2 separate regions of the Mus musculus genome follow, and region 1 is linked to region 2. The links are chromatin loops, found by intact Hi-C in ENCODE. Cell type or tissue: left cerebral cortex. All regions are shown on one strand. Links, peaks and the distances in the headings refer to the core of each region. The heading gives the core; the rest is flanking DNA.

Region 1 (5,378 bases), core at 70-5,069, 79 kb after region 2:
CTCGTTAACGCACCCAGTGCCCTTGGCATGCTAGCTGTGCCTCAGCTATTCATCTGCATTTCATAAGGCTAACTGAACTCTCAGGGAACTCATTCATTGCTTAACTTCCAAACCACACGCTCTGGCCAAAGAAAAGGAATCCTGACTTAGAAGAACCGATTATTATAAGGTAAAGCCTTGATAATTCTGATGTTATAAATCTCTCATGAAATTTATCTCTTTAGCTGTGCAGCACCGACTCCTTCGGGAATTGTAGAAGAGCCGGAACAAATGAGTTTTGCCGTAAAGAAGAAAGGCTAGAAAGAATCAAGTGATGTTCAGATTTAGACGTTGGGTCATTTGGGCCTCGGTCATTTGGGCTTAAGTGACAGTGTTGTCACCAGCTAGCTTTCCAAGAGGTGTCTAAGCTGCAGAGGGGCAGGCTTGCTCTCTTTGGCGCTGAGGAGCATCGATCAGAGGAATTCTCACAGCTGCTCTTTGTTCTGGGGACCCCAGAGCTGGGAACAAAGTTTCATGTATCCACTTCCAGGCTGAGACAATGCCCCTATTCACAGCACTGAAAGCAGCATCCAGGCAGAAATCCAGCAGCAGCAAGCACAGCCGGACTGGGCAGTTAGAAGAGGTTGAAAAAAAAAGGCAGACAGCCAACCCCCAACAATTTTAGAGGTCACCTGAGCCTCCATTAAGGATGAGACACTTGTGCCAAAAGTGAGGTAGATTTGCCTCAAGGTAGATTTACCCAGGACGGGAAGTCATCTCCCAGCTTATTGCCACCTAAGAGGAGCCTGTGGCCATTCCTGCTGGAGTTGTCCAGAGGATTAGCAGGACATGGCTTCCTGGCCATTGGGTCAGAACCGAAGCATCAGGGACCTCAAATCCAACTTTAATAAGCACCATGGATGTCCGCTGGTTACACTATTCCTTCTCTCAAAAGAGTGGGAAGGGTCTGAGCCCAGGTCCCACAGTCTCCACTCCAGGACTCCAAGCTGTAAGAAATAGGTTGTAGGGGTCCATTTCGGTATGAGGTGTACTTTCTAAAGCTTATCAAAGAGTCCAGATAAGGAGGAGTCCTTAGGCCCTCCCTTCCCTAGCTGGTGTCTGGTGTTTGCTTGTCTCATAACTTTGAGAGTTGGAAGCCTCAGGCAATTAAACAACCGAGCCATGTCAGAAGATGGAATGGTCTTAAGCCCCAGAAGGTTCATGAATAGGACAAGACTTTGTATCCTGAACAAATAGCATGTAGAAGTGTGTGTGTGTGTACATGCATGTGCATGTGTGTGATATATTGGGTTATGCTAGAGGAGTCTAAAGAGTGTACTTCTCAGGTGAACCAGCCTGTTCACCTGAGGAAATGAAGCAGAGGTTTCTTGCAACACAAAGCTTTAAAAACTGTTGCAGAAAAGACAAGCCAGCCATTTCACATTTGTTCTGTGTTGGCATACCTTTCTACAGGCTGGCATAGGGAAAATGAATCACTTTTGCTAGTCTCCTTGATTTACAGTAGATTGAGGTCTCCTGGGTCCTCTCCCACACACCGTGTTCTTCAGAGTCCCTATCTGTCAATCTCAGTGCTTGCTCCCCAGTGACCTCAGTAGGCACCCCTCCCTGAGGAACAGCTCTGTCATATTTTGTAACTGGGTTTACCTTCCCAGGTGGTTGAGCATAGCATCCATCCTCCAGAAAGAAAAGAATTCTTGGTTCTTACCAAGACTTTTCTACTTGTACATAAAATCAATTTTATTTCATTTCCTACTTTAAAAACAAAACACACACACACACACACACACACACACACACACACACACACACCCACACACACACACACACACCAAAATGTATCAGTTCCATCATCAAGTACATAGAAGTTAAAGAAACTCGTATACCAAGTTGCTCACACCATCAAATCCCAAGAGAACGACTTTGAGAAACGTAATAACTCTTTTTCAGCCCTCCCCAATGGAACTACCTCTTTTGAACATTTTGTAATTTTTTAAAAAAATTATGAGTGATAAAAATTGTCACAGTTCCCAACTCTGTACTAGAAACATCAGATCCTATCCTATTGATAAAGCAAGTCATGCTATCACAGTTACATATTCTACCCTGATCCCCAGCAAGAACATCAGGCTGGGGACAAGCAAGAGAGACAGGAAGCAGAACTGATGTAGCCTAAGAGGACAGGATGTGCAGGGAACATATCAGAGCTGCCAAGGACACGGGTTGGAGATATTAATTACAAATCAGTGACAGGAAGGAGAATTGAGTGGGTTCAGATTCTTACAGGAGATACACCGGAGTAGCATTTTAAACACTGGGGACCATTTCACAAGGAAGAGACGGAAGGATGACGGGTCAAAATGCAGGGATGGATGGGCGTGGCTGAAGAAGGGGGAGGTAGTCGGTTAGGATGAGTTGGGTGTGGTAAGAAGCAAAACTGACAAAGGACAGGTTAGGGAGGATCACTTGGAGACTTGGAGATGGCCAACGGTCCCAGAGACAGCCCTGAGCATGTGGCAGCGTGGGGGAACAAAACCGCATAGTGATCACATTTTAAAACAGCATTTACCGAAGAGATGCTCCAAAGAAAATCCATCATTTGCCTTCGATGGCTGTTGCTGTCCTGTGACAAAGTGAGACCACATGCTGGTGCCCGGCATCCACTCACCAATGTGATCGACAGAGAGCACCACGGAGGCAGAGTAGTTTGCAGATGACAAGGTGAAGAGTGCACGCACGCAGTAATAACACAGGCCAGCAGGTGGCGCCCGCAGGAGAGAAGGTCTCTCTCGAGCTGTGGGACACAATGAAAGTACTGCTGAGAAAAGAGTTCATAGCATTAAATGTCTTCATATATATATATGTATATATGTATATATGTACATATATATATATGTATATATATACATACATATATATATATATATATATATATATATATATATATGAAAGTTCTCATGCCATCAGTTTAATAGTACACCTGAAATCTCTAGAAAAAAAGAAGCAAATATACCAAAGAGAAATAGAAGGCAGGAAATAAAATCAGGGCTGAAATCAATCAATTAGAAACAAAGAAAACAATACAAAGAGTCAAAGAAACCAAGAGCTGTTTCTTTTTTAGTAAAGAAAATAAACAAGATAGACAAATCCTTACCAAACTAAGTAAAAAGCAGAGTTTCTTTTTTTTCTATTAAATATTTTCTTTATTTACATTTCAAATGCTATCCCAAAAGTTCCTTATAACCACCCCCACCCCTGCCCCACCCAAGGCAGAGTTTCTAAATTAACAAAATAAGAAATAAAGGGGGGGGGCATGACAACAGACACTGAGGAAATTCAAAGAATCAGTAGGTTTTACTTCCAAAGCCGTTCTCCACAAAATTGGAAAGTTCTTAATGAAAATTAAACCAAGATCAGGTAAATTATTTAAACAGCCCTATAACCGCTAAGGAAGTAGAAGCAGTCATTAAAAGTCTCCCAACCAAAAAAGATCCAGAACCAGATGGTTTTAGTGCAGAATTTTACCAGACCTTCCAGGATTAGCTAATACCAACACTCCTCAAAGTATTCCACAAAATAGAAACAGAAAGGACACTGCAAAACTCACTCTATGAAGCCACAGTCACCCTGATACCTAAACCACACAAAAACTCAACACAGAAAGAGGATTTCAGACCGATTTCTCTTATGAACACTGATGCAAAAATACTCAATAAAATACTGGAAACCAAACCCAGAAGCATACCAAAGACATCCAAAGGCTGTCCACTCTCATTGTATCTATTCAATATAGTGCTTGAAGTTCTAGCTAAAACAATAAGACAACTAAAAGACATAAAGGGGATACAAATTGGAAAGGAAGAAGTCAAAGTATCGGTATTTGTGGATGATATCAAAGTATATATAAATAACCCTAAAAATTCTACCAGAGAACTCCTACACCTGATAAATACTTCTGCAAAATGGCTGGATTAACTTAAAAAAAAAATCAGTAGCCTTCCTGTAGCCCTCCCTTATACAAATGATAAGTGGTCCGGGAAAGAAATTAGGGGGACAACACCATTTACAATAGTCCTGAATAATATAAAACATCTTGCTGTAACTCTGACAAGTGAGTGAAAGACGTACATGACAAGAACTTCAGGTTGCTGAAGAAAGAAATTGAAGAAGATATGAGAAGATGGAAAGATCTCTCATGCTCATAGATCAGTAGGATTAACATATTGAGAATGGCCTAATACCTAAAGTTTATAAAGAACTCAAGAAGTTAGACACCCAAAAATCCAAATAACCCAACTGAAAAAAGAGGTATAGAGCTAAACAGAACTCTCAACAGAGGAATCTTGAGTGGCCAAGCGACATGTAAAGACACGTCCAAGGTCCTTGGCCATCAGGGAGATGCAAATCAAAACAATTCTGAGATTCATTTTACACCCATCAGAACGGTGCAAATCAAAAACTCAAGGGACAGTACATGCTGGTGAAGATGTGGAACAACAGGAGCACTCTTCCATTGCTGGTGGGAGTGCAAACTTGTACAACCGCTTTGGATATCAATGTGGTAGTTTCTTTTACAGACAAGTAGATGGAGCTTGAGAATATCATCCTGAGTGAGGTAACCCAGACCCCAAAAGACGTGCATGGTATGTCTTGTAAGTGGATATTAGCCATAAAGTACAGGATACATACTCTATACTCCACAGATCCAAATAAGCTAACCAAGAAAGAAGGCCCAAGCAAAGATGGTTGAATCTCACTTAGAAGTGGGGAATAAAATAGTCATGGCATATGCAGGGACAGAACTGGGTGGGAGAGGGGATAGAGAGCAGAATGGGGTTCAGGATCAGGTGTGGGGAGAGACAGAAGAGATGGTCAGATGGCCACGAGAATGAACGGAAATCTGCAGCTGGTGGGGATGGGGAAGGAGGATGTGTGCATCTTGAGGACATGCCAGAGACCCAGGATAGAGGAGGCTCCCAAGAATCAATGGGGGATGACCTTAGCTGAGACCCACGGCAGGGGGATATGGAACCTGAAGAGGGCACTCCTGTAGCCAGGCAGGAATTCCCTGGAGTGATAGGGATACCAACCCACCCACAAAACTTGTGACCCCAAATTTATCCTGTAGATGTGTGACTCCACACAGGATTCAATTTACTTGAATTTATTTACTCAACTATGAGTACAAATAACCAGTTCAAAAATGACAAAATCCTGTGTGTTTTCTGCTTCCTGACTATGGAGGATCAATGTCACTGGTCCTCATGTCCCTGAAACTATGCCTTCCTGCCACGATGCTCTTCTTAAATTCTAAGCCGAGACAAGTCCTGCTTTCCTAGCCTTGCCTTGTGTCCACTATCTGGTCAAAGCCTGAGACCAGT
Region 2 (5,378 bases), core at 60-5,059:
GCTGGGGAACGGTTCAGCAGTCCAGGTGCTAACCACGGTCCCGGCAACCGGAGTCCATTCCCGGAGTTCATTGGAGACATTGATAATAATGATAATGCTATGATGATGATGATGATGCTTCAACATTTTTTTTTTTAATTCGAGTCCTGAGTGTCTGACCACAAGTCTGGGTACCCAAGTACTTTACCACTACGTCATCTTTCCTGCTCCCATTCCCCTAGTTAGGAGCCTTTAGAATGTCCCTGACTCTTGACTCCATGTGCATGTAATGACAAAAATACACCTCTGTGTGTGGAGTGGTGGTTTGAATGAAAATGGCCCCCACAGGCTCATAGGGAGTGGCGCTATTAGGAGGTGTAGCCTTGTTGGAGGAAGTGTGTCGCAGGGGATTGAGCTTTGAGGTTTTAAATGCTCACGCTGACCCAGTTTTATTCTTTCTCTCTCTCTCTCTCTCTCTCTCTCTCTCTCTCCTGTTTGCCAATCCAGATGTAGAACACTCCGCTCTTTCTCCAGTATCATGTCTGCCTGTGTGCCACCATGTTCCCAGTCATGATAATTATAGACTAAACCTCTAAAACCGTAAACCAGACCCAGGTAAATATTTTCCTTTATGAGAACGGCTGTGGTCATGGCGTCTCTTCACAGCAATAAAAACCTAAGACAATAGGTATGATGTATGGCACGATATATAAGACAGGATACAGCTATGCTGAGTCTTATGTATGTGACTGTCATCCTTCTCTAGGAAGTGTCACAGAGTCAGGTCCTCCACCCCCACCCCTAGAAGCACACAGCTAGACTCTAGAAGCACACGGCTGCACATGTCTATGCAGAAATGTAGAACCCAACCTCATCCACCATCAGTTCCTCCGTGCCCTAGCGCACATTTCCATTTCTGTCTCCTGACCACGAAGTCCTTAAAGTTTGGGGTATTGTTTAGGCTAAAATCCAGAAGCTGTGTTTTCCTGTTCCAGGTGGAGGATGGGGTCAGGAGAGGATTCAAGTAGCTTTTTAGAAAGAGGTTCATTGTATTTTCAATAGTCTGGGCAGCAAATGGCTTAGCTGTCCAGTCAACAAGACAGAGGAAGACAGGATCTATCTGTACCCTTGGTATTTGGCTATAGTAGCTTTAATCAGGAGGAATGCCTGGGGGGACAAAAGTAGCTAGGACGGGGGTTACGGTGGCGCGCGCGCGCGCGCGCACACTCTCTCTCTCTCTCTCTCTCTCTCTCTCTCTCTCAGCTCAGGCCTGCTGACTGCACTGGGGAAGGGAAGAGGGAGCCAGGCAGCCTCCGGGTGGCCTGGCCAGGGTCTGGCGCCACCAAACCTGCACTTTCCGGTTTCGGAAGCCAGGTAGGGGGCGCGGGCAGCCAGCAGCTCCCGCCAAGTGGGTGAGAGCGCTCCGCCCGACCAACTCCCGCTACCTGAGCCGGCCACCACGTCACCGCCACATCATCTGGCCTCTTGTATTTGCACGAAACCAGGAAAGGGAGCGGCGGCGGGAGGCGCGGAGCGCGGGCGCCGGGAAGATGCTGCAGTCCCTGGCCGGCAGCTCGTGCGTGCGCCTGGTGGAGCGGCACCGTTCGGCCTGGTGCTTCGGCTTCCTGGTGCTGGGCTACCTGCTCTACCTGGTGTTCGGCGCCGTGGTCTTCTCGTCCGTGGAGCTGCCTTATGAGGACCTGCTGCGCCAGGAGCTGCGCAAGCTGAAGCGGCGCTTCCTGGAGGAGCACGAGTGCCTGTCGGAGCCGCAGCTGGAGCAGTTCCTGGGCCGCGTGCTGGAGGCCAGCAATTATGGAGTGTCGGTGCTCAGCAACGCCTCGGGAAATTGGAATTGGGACTTCACCTCGGCGCTCTTCTTCGCCAGCACCGTGCTCTCCACCACAGGTAGGGCCGCTGCTGCCACCTTACCCCAAACCCCGGCGTCCCCAGGCCTCCGCTGGGCGCATCCTGCGGTGGCTCGCAGTGGCGGCAGCCAGTGAGGTGACCCCGGAGCACGATATGGGTACTGCAGCTGTTACTCTTTGGGAATGGTCTCAAACACTCTGGACCTTGAGGCTGCAGGGGTCTCATTCACTTCTCCGTCCTTGTGAGGAGCAGGTAGGAGCTGATGGGAGGGTAGGTCCCCGACATTTCTGTCCTGGCAACTGAGCAGCAAGACCAGGAGATGAGGAGAGTATCCTGTGCTTAAGAGCGTTCGCCTCCTTCTGGCCCCATCCCAGAGACCCCAGGCCGAGAAACCTAGCAATGACCCTTGGATGGGTCACCTTCATGACTGTGACTCCCTTCCCTACTGTAGACCTATTACAGCTTCTTTGGATCTGTTTTGGGGACAGTGGTGACATCACTCTGCTCTCTGCAGGTGACCTCTAAGCAGGCAGGCCTATGGGGGTTTCAGAGTAGGAGGAAGGGTGGGAGAAGGGAAGGGAGTCACTTGACCTGGGCCCCACATGGTGGGGCTTCCTGAATCAGCGGTTACTTCAACTTTAGGTGCGTTGAGCTTCTCTTCTACTTTGAGGCTTCAACGTCTTCAAGAGGCTTAGAAATCCAGCTGAACATACATGCCCAGGGGCATAGCAGTTAGACTAGATGGAGAGAGGCCAGGTTTCGTCAGTGGTGGCTAGCCATGCGTGCAGGCTAGGAAGGACATAAACGGTGCACGGACAGCCAGAGGGACTCTCAAAGGGCCTCAGTACCGTGCCTTCTTCTTATGCATGAGATCCAATTTTTGAAATGGCCCCTTTTGGCAGGCACAAGGTCACACAGTGCCCAGGGACACTCTGGAATCCGAGCCTTGTGAGTTCTTGCCAGGAACAGTGTGTTATGCCCCTGCCCCACCTTTGCAAGTGACTCAACTGCACCTGGGTTACTCCAGCCGTTCCTTCTCCCTCCTCTCTGCCTCTCAGGCTGACCCTTCTCAACTTCCTTTGGGCTGCGGCCGGGTAAATTATTTTATTAATTACCCACTATTGTAAACACCCAACCTCCAGCCAGATCAGGTAAATTTATTGTTTGGAAATCTGGGGTGAGTTCCTGAACTTGTAATCGACACAGAAAGAGTTCTAGGCTGTGTTGCGGTATTTTTTAAAAAAAAAAAAACTGTGTTAAATGGATGCCGAAACAAGACAAACCTGTTGGCTCACTTTCCAAAGAAAAGTCTCCTCCCCCCCCTGCTGCTCACAGTCCCGGCTTTATCTCAACATCACCCAGGCCAGTCAGGTCTTTTTGGATCCTATTTGTGTCAGAGTGTAAATCCCTCCTCCACCATAGACATGAATGTTTACATAAAGTTCACAACTGGCTCACAACGTTGGCTGAGCAGTTTGAGAATGAAGACTGCCCTTACCCTGCGGGCCTGGCAGACAGGGCAGGGATAGGAAGAGCCAGGAGAGAAAGCATGCTTTTCCTAGGTGGCGTTTGTGGGCAGTGCTGAAGTTCTTGTATAATCCTGGTATCCTATGCATCAAAAGCTAGTTCAGATCCCATTTCTTCTGGGGAATCTTTGTTTAATGTGAGCTCAGCCCCTAATGTTAGGAATCACCACAACTCCTGAAATATCCTCGAGAGGGGAGTGGGGTGTCTGATGTATGAGGGGAGGAGTGGGGTGTCGTGTTGGTATTCCTATTGCATTGTCCTTCTGAGGAAGAAAGTCTGTACTGTGGTATTGGAACAAGGGTTTATTTAAGAAAGGAGAGCAAGGGGCACTTAGGGATAAGCCAGACAAAGGAGGAGACTCTCCGTGTATAAAACCAGCTGATCGGTGAGACGGTGGGTGTAGTGAACAGAGTGCTGTGAGTCAAAGCCCCTCCTCTCTCAGTTTTGAGCTGATGCCATCATCGGACACATTTGATAGCACCTCTGGTTTCCAAAATGGTTTTGTGGCAGAGATGCAGATGGTGCTAAGATTGGAGCTGGTGGGTTTCACCACTTAAGAAACTGTTCACTGCAAGAGAAGACCTCAGATGGCCTGCATCCCTCCTCCCCTCACAGTAAACTTTCCGTCAGTTGACTGTGACTGTCAGCTAGTTTGGCCCTTTCCTGTTTGGCTGGAACAGTAGGGCAGGCTTCACAAGGGTACATTTCTGCTGGCCTTGGGTACTGGGGAAGCTGAGGCAGGTGGATTGCTGTGATTTTGAGGTAGTAAGACCTTGTTTCCCACTCCCTACTAAACTCAAACCACAGCAAACCCCATAAAGACACCCTTGCTGGCTGCCATTTTAGCATAGGCTAACAAGGGCTTTTGTCAGTGTCTGCTGGCCCCCATGCCACCAGCTTCCATCGATGGAAGGAAATGGGTGGAATGTCCCCAGCCCTTTTAGAAGAGGCCTAAGGATAACAAAATTCTTCACTGGTCTACAGCCATGCTCTGGATGTATCTATTCTCTGAAGCTAAGCAGGGTGAAACTTAGTTAGTACTTAGATGGGAGGATCTGTTTTTAATCTTCCTGGGTAGAGGAGACAAGATGGTTGCCTCTCCCCACTGCAAGTTTCTTGGCTGAGACACCACACAAGGAGAGGCATCTCCACGTATTTGCTGTTCACAGAAGTGGCACAGCAGCCTCCGGCAATACGCATGGACATTTCTACCTTCTGTGTATAAAGTGGGCTCTCTTGCCTACTTTCAGTGAGGGTCCCTTAGAGGAGGTCTATTCTGAGACAAGAGGGAGGAGAACAGAGCCACAGCCTTCCCACATCTGCCCTTCCCACGAATGTGGAGGAGCAGCCCTGAATGTCATCGACCTTGATTCGAGTGAAACTTAAGGACAGCATCTCAAAATCATGTTAGAACTGAGGAAAGGGTTCCCGAGCCAGGCTTTTCCGAGGGAATGGGGCATGTAAGGGAAAGAGGAGAGCATGGCACCTGTGCACCTTCTACACAAGGAAATCACAGCTGGCTTCTTGGGGAACGAGAGATCATCATGCTAGTATCATCAATAGCTGGGTAAAACTTTGAGCCCTGTTATTCATTCTTAGCTCCCTCTTTCCCTTCCTCCCTCTCTCAATTCACTCCCTCTCTCCCTCTCCCTCTCTCTTTCCTCTCCCCCTTCCTCCCTCCCTCTCTCACCCTCTCTCTCCTCCTCTCCCTTCCTCCCTTTCCTCTCCCTCCCTCTCTTCCCTTCTCTCTTCCTTCCCTCCCTCTCTCCCTCCCCTCCCTCCCTCCCTCTCTTCCCTTCTCTCTCCCTTCTCTCCCTCTCTCCTTTCCTCTTTCTCTCCCTCCCTCCCTTCCTCCCTCTCTCCCTCCTTCTAATGTTATGCTTTGTTCACTGCTGGGTCTCAAACTCCAGGCCCCACACTATGGTACGTGTTAGGAAAGCACTAATTAAGCCCAAGACCTTGTTTGTTTGCTTGTTTTTTAGATAGACTCTCACTAGGCTACCAAA

Evidence for each region. A loop is a pair of places that touch in the nucleus more often than their neighbours do. Peaks named below come from ENCODE experiments on the same cell type or tissue, not always from the same donor. Only the 100,000 strongest peaks of a DNase experiment are listed, where the experiment ranks them.
Region 1: a loop joins it to region 2, with 2.1 times the contacts of the local background. A loop is called at or near these places in 1 of 42 quality-filtered maps.

Annotation. Positions count from the first base shown.
Region 1 is chr8:126,072,856-126,078,233 of GRCm38, forward strand. Gm46072 (a long non-coding RNA gene) reads left to right here and starts at 65. Exons shown (of 3, transcript XR_001778764.1): 1 at 65-169. In left cerebral cortex, for the core only: CTCF peaks have their summits at 2,746 (motif pointing right) and 2,954; DNase peaks (open chromatin) are centred at 531 and 2,751; H3K27ac peaks cover 755 bases.
Region 2 is chr8:125,993,931-125,999,308 of GRCm38, forward strand. Kcnk1 (potassium channel, subfamily K, member 1) reads left to right here and starts at 1,172. Exons shown (of 3, transcript NM_008430.2): 1 at 1,172-1,884. The coding sequence starts at 1,530. In left cerebral cortex, for the core only: a CTCF peak has its summit at 1,981; DNase peaks (open chromatin) are centred at 1,480, 1,946, 2,561, 3,377 and 1 more place; H3K4me3 peaks cover 4,246 bases; H3K27ac peaks cover 4,120 bases.